Linked DNA regions of Homo sapiens: region 1 is linked to region 2. A link is a contact called in ENCODE Hi-C or POLR2A ChIA-PET data. All regions are on one chromosome and are shown on one strand. Each heading gives the region's core, a stretch centred on a gene start or an enhancer-like site at or near the end of the contact. The rest is flanking DNA. Distances are from core to core; before and after follow the strand shown.

Region 1 (6,369 bases), core at 1,389-3,888, 430 kb before region 2:
GTTTGTGTGGACCTCAATTTTTGCACTTGTCTTATTGAATTGAATTCTAGATCAACGTGCCGTCTTCTCCATCCTATCCCTTTAGAGCAGGGACCATGCTTACTTTAACAAGGTAGGTGAATAAAGCATGGTCACTGCTCTGGCATGCATAGGTATTTTTGGTTGAAAGGATGACTAATAGTTGCTTACGTCTGTAACGGGCTTTATAGTTTTCAAAGCCCATTTATACACATTATGGCTACTGAGAATTATCATGGTCTAGGGGAGAGAGCACGGGCTCTGAAAGCATTCCAATCTTGGCATTTATTAGCTGGAGTCTTGTGACAAGGCACTGAATGTCCTACCTCGTGTGCTTAATTGTATCCACATAATAGAGTTGTTGTGAAGATTCAGGAAGTAATTTTTGTAATAAAGAATGGAACACAGGGTTTCTGAAAGGTAGACAGGGTAAAGGATTTGATTGCCATTTCACATGCTCAGAAGAGGTAAATCATTTGCTGAAAACCACAGAACCGGTACATGGTAGTGCAGCTAAGCGTCTTAGGTTAGGTGTCTTCCATGATATCACATCGCCTTTCCCGTTACAGGAAAGTGGATATAAAAACAAAACAAAACAAAGAAAACACACAAAGAAACAACAACCATGGGGCATTTACAGAGGTTTAAGAATTTGTCCTTATGTGTGGCTGTTGATTTCCATTGCTATGTGCCCAGGAAATTCTCACTTAGGTGGGGCCTGGGTGAGGGGCTAAACTCAAGGTGAGCCACGGCTGTGGGTGCTATTTCAGGGCGTCCCTGACAAGTGTTCCCCCACCCTAACATGCAGTTAATACCATGTAGCGAGGAATTGCCTTGCCAAACTTTGCTGCAAATGTTTATGCCCTCATTTCCTGGGGAAGGCGTGGAAGGATGAGAACTTGGAGCTCTCAACTTACACTACACTCCCAAATTTTCTTTTGAATCAAAAGAGAAGTTAAATTTAAAGAGACAGAGGGTTTTGGCATCATCATCACCACCATCATTATTATTTTCTGCTCATGAAAATAATTTATTAACAAAAGGGTACAGGTAAACATGGAATTTTTTTCCTAACCTGAAATGACTGGTAACACAGTGGCCAAAGTTGCTTCCCAACCTGCCCTAAACACCTTTTATATACCCTTAAATTCTTCATACTAGAAAGACTATTTTGGAAATATTCCTCTGGCTTATTTAATCTATTCATTTCATTGAAATGGAATAGGGATGGTAAAATATGGCATTAATTTTTGAAGCTGTTGGCCACAAATGTCAAAAGCTCTGGTAGTTTAAACATGCAATTATAATTAGAAACATTACATTTTTTATGGTGGTTTGCAATTTATTGTTTTCCCTTCAGTTAAAAAATAGGACTGTCAGTAATCAAGATTAGAGATGGAGAAGGCTAGGACTAGAATATTTCCCCAGGATTCTGAATAGTTTCTGTGGTTTTGATGCTGTCCTTTAACTTTAGATGCGATGGAGCAGAGGGAAGGAGGAAAGAAGGAGGAAAAGGAAGATATAATCACTTTGACATATTACAATTGGGAGAGTCAGGATTGAAAGTTACCCTGAGACATTCCTTAATAGAAGAGCTCAGAGTTAACAAAACTTATGCAAACTTTTAAGAGACACAGGACTATAAAAAGGCTTGTTAATTTCTAAATTAGTAAAAGCCCACATTCCCGGAATCATAAAGTATTAAAGATACCCAGAAAGTTTTGTTCTTGGTTTGGCTTTGACTTTTTCATCATTTATTACCTAAGAAACAAAAACACTTTATTTCTGTCTACATACTATAATTCAAATGGAGCTTAACACACAACAACTGTTTCCCTTGAATTTAAAAAAGATTTTCTGAAAAATAAACCATAGCACACACAGAGAAAACAAAATTTGTCATTATAGTAAAAATAACATGCCCATTTGGAGCTTCTTTTGTGCCTATGTTTTTCATTGCTTTGTGCTTTCCCTTGTTTTTCTTTCAAGGAACAGTGATAAACCTTGCTAAATAAAAAGAGTTTTATGAATGCATCTCCCTGCCCAGAAGCACACCTATGATAGCAAATGACAAAGAATAAGGGCGACAGAGCATTACAACTATACAGAAACTGGCACAAATGTGAGAACTTTCCTAGGAGTTTTCAATGAATATATTCCTTGAATACAGTTTAAGAATTACTACTCTTTAAATATTATAATGTTGCTTAAAATATCAATTATATGAATTGGTTATTATGAAGCCTAGGTTTACACGGCACATCAGTCTCGCTTCACTATTGACTATGATAAGATATTATGGTCTTTAATACAAATACCAGACATATACTAAGAAGAACAATTCTGAAGTGAGATTACAATTTTATCAGCAAGTGCATTTTATCTTAAAAGCATAAATATAAGGAGTAAACATTTGTGCTTGTGGTTATTCCACAAAATACTAAGGTATACAAAATTAGATACTGAGCATACTTACAATATTTTCCAAAAATTAAGATGTAGAAGAAGACAGAACCAGATGTCATTTCCTTCTATCTGAGCAACTGATTAATGAAAGTGAGCAAAATTTGGTCTTGGTTTCTGAATCGCATACAGCTCACAGTGGTTGTGTGCTATTTCTGTCTGCAATCTTAGCAGTTACAAAGCAGTCCTCCCTCCTTCCACTCCCATTTCCTTTCTCTGTCTCTTTCCATTCCTCTTTTTTTCTTTCCTCCTTTCTATTCTCAGGATCTCTCCTCCCCGCCCTCCTTCTCTAAATGTCCTAATCTCCTTCTTTACACACACGCACGCGTGCGCGTGCACACACACACACAAAGCTGAAAAGCAATAAAAAGTTTCAGAGAACACATAACGCTATCTACAAACGAGGGCGTATACGAAGTCTGAGAAATGTCTGAACTGATCAAAGACACACTACCAGAAAGAAATTGAGCTAGAGATATCTCATAAGCAAAAACATATTTTTTCCCCTAATGACACAGGAATAGGAAAAGAATGGAATTACACAGGGCAAAATGCCTTTGTGGAATTAACTGTGGGACAGCGATTAAAGTCTAACTACAGCAATCGTTTATAAACTGTTTGAGTTTGGGAATTCGAACAATAGGATATTGTTGAAAGAAGAATACAAAGGAATAAAACAACTTAAAATCCTTTTGAACTTGTGAATTTTGCTACAATGGAGACCATGACATGTCAGTGGATGTCCTGGAGCAAAGCTGGCCTGGGTTTGAATTGTAGGTCCCCTGTGACTTTAGAGTTATGCAGGTGCTGACTCTTGGCTGAGCCTTGCTTTTCTGGAGCAAAATATGTATGCAGCAAGGTAGCTGTGATGGCCAGCACAGGGCATAGTGAGGGGTGTAGGTCCTACTGCATTATAGGTGATTACTAAGTGTCAGTCATTCATATGATGATTTTTATTATTGGACCAGTGGGGGGAAAAGTATGAAAATGCAATGAACATTTCTGTAGACTGCATTTTCTTTTAACCAGACTGGGTCATTCTTATTTTTCAACTTGCTAATGAATTTCTGGAACAAGTGAGTAGTAGCCCTTTGACATGAGGAATTTATTTTTGAGGTTAATGCTCCCTACTCGTAGATATACACGTAGAATCTGCTTGAATTACATATCTGTATATCATTGACTTCAATATAATAAGCCTATTTCTAAATGAGGGCTAAAAGGTTATACTAACACTGCTTCCTCCCTCCATAAATATAATTAATTCCATGAAAGAAGAATTTTAATATAGAAATCTTCACAAACCCTTATTCATTTAGTAGTAGATTTAGTGAAGACACTGTTCTTTTGATGGACATGCTTATGGTTAACTGAATTTAGTCCCATAAAATGTTCACTATTTTTAATAATACTTGAAGTATTTTAAGATTATTATGTGAGTGGTTCATGGATTTTTTTAAATTTATTTAGAAATAGTAGTTTTTTGGAAGGATGCTGTGGAACGTGTCAAGGGCAGTTTCAGAAGGGGGACCCATAAGAAGCTTCTTAATAGTAAAATTGAAGGACTTGCTTTGGGAATTGTCAACAAAAAGTAAGCTGTTGATACAGAGGTCTTCAAAATCATTCTGATGTTATTTTGCAAACTTTGAAACTTTTGCCTGAGCGAATATCACAGATACATACAATTAGTGGGCGGGTAGCCAGGAAGTACTCGTTAACAATGTATTTTTAATCTCTCAAATTATCAGGGCAAAATTTCCAAATCACCTCTCATTTTATTAAGAATCTATTAGGTTTTACTAAAATAGATATTCATCTGAATGAATAATTTTCATGGTTTGTTTTCTCAGGGTGTCACTTCTGTCTTATTTTTGGCAAAGACAGTGAATCTGGCATATTAGTTTTATAGAAGTATTTTGGTGGCAAAACCCAAAAGTGAATATAGCACACCCTGGCCATACATTGAGGCAGGTACTGTTTCTACTATGGGCTGGAGAATTCCTTATTGTGAGAGGCTGTCCTTTACATTGTAGAACGTTTAGTGGCCTCCCTGGCCTCCACCCATTGGATGCCTGTAGCACTCTCCAGTTGCGACAATTAAAGGTGTCTCCAGCCGTTGGCAAATGTTCCTGAAGGACAAAATCGCTCCTGGTTGAGAACCACTGCATTGTAGCAAAAGACTCCCCTCAGTAATGTTTAGGTATTATTATTATTATTATTATTATTTTTACCAGATTACTGAAATAGAATTCTTATTAAGATTTGAATTAAAGTGTGTTTTCTCATTCTCTTGTTTTGCAGTTTGAAGACACATATTAAAGAGTTTTAAAAACAAACAGATGGTGTATGTTCTTAGCCTTCACTTCCTGCCTACATTGTTCAATTATAAACTTGCACTCTGGGCCCAATAGAATCTGTGATGTCAACGCCTCCACTTGGCTGAGCATGTCAGGGGTTTCTGCCCTCGACATAGGCTAATAGAGGCTGATACCCTTTCTTATCTTTGAATCTCTTCTTAAAACCTCGTTGAGGCTCTTTGAATAACAAAACCTTCTATTTGAAAATTACTTCTCGAACCAACCTAGTGAGTCAAACCAAACAAGCATTGTTAACCTGTTTGCACTATACACATCCACAGTAATCTTGCAGCTTTTTCATCCTACCATGACGGAAATAAACCACGACTTTCTTTTTTTCAGCATCATGTTTTAAAACTGGGTAATGACACTTGAGGGCTTCTGTCCACGTTTCTGAACCTATTCATAATCACCATTTTCAACAGTAGAAAAAGCCATTTTATTATGTGTTTTTTTTTATTGTAGACCTGAGAAAGTCCCAGTGCGAGAGGCTGGTAAAACCTCAATAAGAGCTTCATCATGTAGAGATATTCAGATAATAGTAAAACAACCATACGTTAAAAATATTAAGTGCAATCTAAGGGCTAAAATGCATGCTGCCAAATTGTTCATTCTATGCATCCATTTCTAGTTGACAGCTGTCAGTCAGGCAAGACCCTTGAGGAATTCATCACCTCTGTGTAACACCAAAAATACTAGCTGCTTGATTTAGCATTAATTAAACAATTCTGAAATGAAATGACTTTTAGGGAGTGATAGCTAGCAAAATGTGCAACTGGAGCAGACAGTTAGTAGGCACAGGTATTTCAGAAAATATTTTATATAAAATCTAAACAATTTCACCCTAGATGAAAACTGACCAGAAGCTATTGTCATTTTAGCAGAAAATCAACCATTACATTGTAAGCCAAGTGCCATGTGGATTTTTGTGTTGCCCCTTATCTATCCATCTCTCTATCATCTTACACGGTAAGTGCAAACTCTGGGCAGAGCTTAATATTAACTTTATCTTACTTAGTTCCCTTAATTGAACATATTCAAGCTTTAGGTTCATTCTATCTAGACTATCTATCAAGACTGATGGGATAAAATAAGTGATATAGTCTGTTGACTGGGTTAGTGGGTGGGATCTGGAAATTAACCTTGCTGTTTCATGTCTGGTAACATGTCTGCTCCCTAAGCAGCCATCTTCCCTCACAACCTTAAGGCGCATGCTCAGTCACTGTGGTTAAGCCTCAGCTGCTTCAGATTTCTTGACTGCACTTCAGCCACTCTGCTATGATTGGAGCCTTGTCTCTAAGCCCACTCACTTGCCTATCATCTAGCCTGCTTTTCACCCCATGGGATCACCCCATTGGAGATCTGGTGCTCTTTGCCCTATCCTGATAATCTCAATGTTCTCTCCTTTGGGCACTATCTCCTGCTGATGCTTCTTCGTGCTTCATTTGAGACTACCTGATTTATACGGGGGCATTTCCTACATGCTGGAAGACAGAATAAATTAGAAAAGTAAAAGTGGCTTGTTCCAGGA
Region 2 (5,604 bases), core at 2,174-4,673:
TGTTTGGTTTTCTGTCCTTGTGATAGTTTGCTCAGAATGATGGTTTTTACAGTAATTTTCAATGCTCCATATCCTTTTCCCTGCATCTTTCCCTATCTCAGCCCTAGAGGAAGATCTATTCATGACAAGGGAGAATAATTAACACTGTAAATACTTGTTTGCATGATGTGTGACCAAACCAATGAGAAAGCCAAGAGTGCCTTGAATTCATCTCCTATTATATTTTACGGAATGATCCATTAGATAAGTTATGCATTTTTATGTGATACCTATCACCATAGTGCAGAATTTTATTATTATAAAGAGCCATATTTAACAATGAAAATATAAACAATATGGATTTATAATTTTCCTAATGAACTTTCTTAACTTGGGGTTAACTTAATTACATTAACCTTCTTAATTCTCAAGGATTCATGAATTTGTCAAAGAGACTAACGTGCCAATATTCCAGTTTATTCTGTGGAAGAATATCCTTATTTGGTCAAGAGAAGAGGTAAATTAAAAAAAAATTCTTTAAAAAAGATTTCTGGCCTTAAAAACAGAAACTCCTGAGACTTTAATGAGAAAGCACCTCGTGTTGGTGGGGATATTTTAGTGAAGCTCCCAACAGAATGCCTGGGGCTTCTTTCTTTTCACTGACAAGAGTCTGTGAATATCACAGATGATGGTAGGCCTCTGACACACAGAACACAAAGACCAAATTGTATGGTAAATTTTAGATTATTGTATTTTATATAGGGAGTTCTTGTTCTGTGTTTAGAGGATGATCAGACATCCCTAAGGTACCACTTTGTCTTATGTTCTATATAGTTTTTTGTTTCTGTCATACCGTCCTTGACTTTTCTTGTTCTGCCTCCTCTGATGACTTTCAGTCAATCAAATGATGCATATTTATTGATGATCTTCCATACTTGCATGTTTTCTGTCACCTGTCTAATCATTAGGCAGTAGGACTGACCAAAGGAAAAAAAAAATAGGACTGGAGAAAATGGATGGAAATGGGGACTGGAAGAAAATAAATAAATCCTGGAATAAACTAATGGAATAAACTAATACACCCGAGGAATATAGGATCTGATTTCTACATCACAAGAGGTGAGGAAATATCAGTGAGATGTGGTGCTGAGACCTGAGAGCAGCAACAAGCATTTGTTTATGGCACGGTGCTAAACAGATGCTGTGGAGGCGACATGGATGAATAAAATAAAATCTGCCCTTAAGAAGTCGAGCATCTTGAACACACTAGGTGGTATGTGAAAAGTAGAATTAAAGTATCAAGTGGCTCCCTAATAAAAGTACAGTAAGGCCGGGCGCGGTGGCTCACGCCTGTAATCCCAGCACTTTGGGAGGCCGAGGAGGGCGGATCACGAGGTCAGGAGATCGAGACCATCCTGGCTAACACGGTGAAACCCCGTTTCTACTGAAAATACAAAAAATTAGCCGGGCGTGGTGGCGGGCGCCAGCTACTCGGGAGGCTGAGGCAGGAGAATGGCGTGAACCCGGGAGGCGGAGCTTGCAGTGAGCCGAGATCGCGCCACTGCACTCCAGCCTGGGCGACAGAGCGAGACTCCGTCTCAAAAAAAAAAAAAAAAAAAAAGTATAGTAATTAGGGAATAGCTATTGCACGAACTGTGTGTAATCTACAGCCAAAATATTAGTAAAATTTGAATCCAAAATTTTACTTTATGAAATGCCCCCTTGTTGAAGATTTTATTGCCATTCATTTTTTTTAAAATATCTCCAATCATCCAAACTGAAGAAAATGAGCTTTCATTTCAGTCTGGGTAAGTGAAGAAGTGAAGCAATAGCCATCTCCCACCTCTGCTCCTGGGCCTGTGTGCTGGTAGCACCCTCCAATCCCATTCTGCTGGAGGAGAGGTTAAGAAACAGCCCAGAACCAACCCAAATGTCCATCAATGATAGACTGGATTAAGAAAATGTGGCACATATACACCATGGAATTCTATGTAGCCATAAAAAAGGATGAGTTCATGTCCTTTGTAGGGACATGGATGAAGCTGGAAACCATCATTATTAGAAAACTATCGCAAGGACAAAAAACCAAACACTGCATGTTCTCACTCATAGGTGGGAATTGAACAATGAGAACACTTGGACACAGGAAGGGGAACATCACACACTGGGGCCTGTCATGGGGTGGGGGAAGTGGGGAGGGATAGCATTAGGAAATATATCTAATGTAAACGACGAGTTAATGGGTGCAGCACACCAACATGGCACATGTATACATATGTAACAAACCTGCATGTTCTGCACATGTACCCTAGAACTCAATGTATAATTAAAAAAAAAAAAAAAGAAAAAGAAACAGCCCAAGGTCAGCTTTCAGAGCATTTTAGTTAGCTGTGAAAACTAGCATCTTTCCTTGCCTGGGAGACCAGTGATAGAAGCGACCTCCTGGAACTCTTAAATCTCTGTCAGGATATTTGCCTGCCTGAACTTGATAGGAGGGAATAAAAATTGTGCTTCCTTTCAGGCTAATTGACATGTTCACTGGGTCCCCATGTATGCTTTTCTGTAATCCACCTCCAAGCACAGAGATTGAATCTGAAACCTGGAAATCAACTTGGATATTCGTAACGAAGTTGACATAAGCAATGTCAGATAGGCAGAAGTAAGCACTACTAAGCACCGAAATCAAATCACTGTTCAATCACCTGCAATAGTTGGTCAGGAAGCATTTATTTACTATTTTTACAGACCATTACATTTCCAAATGCTTCCACAGAATTCATTCCAATTAGAGCAAATTATTCACTTGGTAGATGTTAGCTTTGATCCTGAATAACCTTTACATTATGTTCATTTTTTTCCTTTGCCAACGATTAGCCTACTCTATAAATCTAGGTGTTACTGGAAAGGGGTCCTGATCCAGACCCCAAGAAGAGGGTTCTTGGGTCTTGCACAATAAAGAATTCAGAGTAGGTCCACAGAGTAAGGTGAAAGCAAGTTTATTAAGAAAGTGAAGGAATAAAAGAATGGCTACTCCATAGACAGAACAGCGGCATGGGCTGCTGCTCTGTATACTTGTTGTTATTTCTTGATTATATATTAAACAAGGGGTGGATTATTCATGAGTTTTCTAAGAAAGGGGTGGGGAGCTCCCCCAACTGAGGGTTCCTCCCATGTTTCTAGATCATCTAGGGTAACATCCAGACATTGCCATGGTATTTGTAAACTGTCATGGGCTGGTGGGAGAGTCTTTTAGCCTGTTGATGCATTATAATTAGCATAGAATGAGCAGTGAGGATTACCACAGGTCACTTTCATTGCTCTCTTGGTTTTGGCCAGCTTCTTTGCTGCATTCTCTTTTATCAGTAGGGTCTTTGTGACCTGTATCTTGCTTTCTCATCCTGTGACTAAGAATGCCTCACCCCCTGGGAATGCAGCCCAGCAGGTCTCAGCCTCATTTTATCCAGCCCCTGTTCAACCTTGAGCCAGTCCAGTTCCAATGCCTCTGACACAGGTAGAAAGAAGAAACACCGAAACAAATTTGTACAAGTGCAGCATTTGTGTAGCATTTCTTTTGATGTGTGTTTTGTGCAGATGAAACAAACATTAAAATTTTCAGAGATTTCTTTTATAACAGTAAATGTGTCCTATTTGTTTCCAGCTCTTTGACATTGGACAAATTTTTATTGTTGCTTGATCATCAGGGTGAGTAATCTGCTTTTCTGATTGGAGCTTGGATTTAATCACACTTCAAAAAATTATTTCATCTCAATGAATAATAGGAAGAACTTCTGCAATATTTCATAAAGCTGGCATTAGTGTGATGACTTTAGCCTAATTACAAAGCTGTGTAATAAAATTTTACAATTCAAGGTGAGACTATCATGATAAAGGCTAATCATAATGAATGCTTGTGGGTGCTACTTGCTTTCTTCCTCTAAGTAATACACACCACTAAATTCAATGGAATTCAGGCAGAATCACTGGTTCCCACCCTTCTTGTTCATCATTCATTTTCTGTATTTTTCTTCATCTGTGGTTTGCTGTAGTTTTTTCAGCTAGTTCTGACCTTGGAGTGTTTTTTTTTTCTTTCTGGATAACAGTGTGGACAAGCATCTGCTTCTGCAGTTGCTAATGCCAAGGTTATTTGCCAAGAACAGAACACAGGTTTCTCAACATTTTGCAAGTAAATGACTCTTAAACAAATTCATGAGAATGAGAATATTTTGCAGTTAAAAAATAATAAAAAATATGTTCACCATTTGTGGAGATGAAAGATGTTCATAAATTATACATTTGCTTCTCGAACGGGCACAAAATCTCTACCTGTCTCACATCTCACTTTCCTTAACTCAGGTGTCTGCGTTTGATCTCGTGAAAGTTTCAGAATGGGCCTGGCGCGGTGGCTCATGCCTGCAATCCCAGCACTTTGGGAGGCCAAGGTGGGCGGATCACCTGAGGTCAGGAGTTGGAGACCAGCCTGACCAACATGGAGAAACCCCGTCTCTACTAAAAATACAAAATTAGCCGGGCGTGGTGACGCATGCCTGTAATCCCAGCTACTCGGGAGGCTGAGGCAGGATAATTGCTTGAACCCGGGAGGCGGAGGTTGCGGTGAGCCGAGGTCGTGCCATTGCACTCCAGTCCAGCCTGGACAACAAGAGTGAAACTCCGTCTCAAAAAAAAAAGTTTCAGAATGATGGCCAAAACAACATTTCTCATTTAGCATAGTAACACAGATCTTCGTGGGAGGTAAGCAGCAGCTTATTTTTTCATAGTTCTTAATTTTAATGCATCTTTTAAGTACATCGGCCTTCAGGGTTATCCGTATTTTGTACTGATGTGGGTACTATTGGGTGTGACATGTTTCAGGAAGATAGGTAAGGACTTGGCCCATATTTTCAGAAGAAAAAAAGTCAACATTATGGGCAGCCAATGCTTAAATCTCCACTTCCCATTTTTAAGAAGTGTCTATGGCCACCCCTCTTTCCCATACAGATTCTGAAAGATTGAAGGAGGTTGGCACAGGGGATAAGAAGTCCCAGCAGGCTATTTCTTTCATGATTTATTTTTTTACTTCCTGACATCTCTGATGCTTATTTTGACCTGATATCACCTGTGAAATGTTGTTAGGGGACACAGGTGTGCTCACTATTGTGCTTTGTGTCCTCCCTGCCCACGCATCTCCAGAGAGGGTTATGCAAACCAAATACAGTTATTTTATACTTTTCAATTCCAGTGAAGTCATGAGATGCTTTGTTAGAAATGCTTCTAGGAAAAAAATAAAATTAACCCAGATTAAATTTTAGTTATCATTGCCAACTTCTCATCTTTTGTAACTTCATTAGGAAATTTTATGAAAAGCTTCTTACCGACCTCTTTATAAACATTTTTTGCCTTTTCCACAAAATGTTGTCTTAAAATTTATATAGAATAAAAATCTTAACTGGCTTTAACATGGTGATTATGAATGGATTTTGCATACTCTTAAAATGAGTTCTTCATAAACCAATTAACTAATTGTAGGTTAATTTGATAACCCAACTGGGTTATCAAAGAAGTTTCCCTTATGTGGACATAGTTTTTGTACTGAATGTATCTATATAAGCTACTTTAAATCATTTCTGA

What was found. Hi-C counts contacts between places; a loop is a spot of excess contacts on that map. ChIA-PET counts read pairs that join two places held with the same protein, here RNA polymerase II (POLR2A).
Region 1: a loop to region 2 is called in a map of PC-3, with 5 times the contacts of the local background. The contact joins the promoter of RXFP1 here to the enhancer-like site in region 2. A Hi-C loop is called at or near these places in 1 of 168 maps with a recorded cell type or tissue (PC-3). POLR2A ChIA-PET finds 5 or more read pairs at or near these places in 1 of 52 experiments (MCF 10A).

The regions. Positions count from the first base shown.
Region 1 is chr4:158,518,151-158,524,519 of GRCh38, reverse strand. It overlaps RXFP1 (relaxin family peptide receptor 1), which reads right to left and starts at 2,638. Exons shown (of 18, transcript NM_021634.4): 1 at 2,495-2,638. The coding sequence starts at 2,543. All of the region lies in intron 3 of RXFP1-AS1 (RXFP1 antisense RNA 1), which reads left to right.
Region 2 is chr4:158,092,655-158,098,258 of GRCh38, reverse strand. No RefSeq gene overlaps it. Among named protein-coding and RNA genes, the nearest start is that of GASK1B-AS1, 75 kb to the left of the region's middle. RefSeq lists an enhancer at 2,934-4,133. Within about 2 kb of position 3,423, at least 8 of the 41 ENCODE cell types and tissues checked have a DNase peak (open chromatin) inside an H3K27ac peak, as active enhancers do; they include PC-3, where a contact is called at or near this core.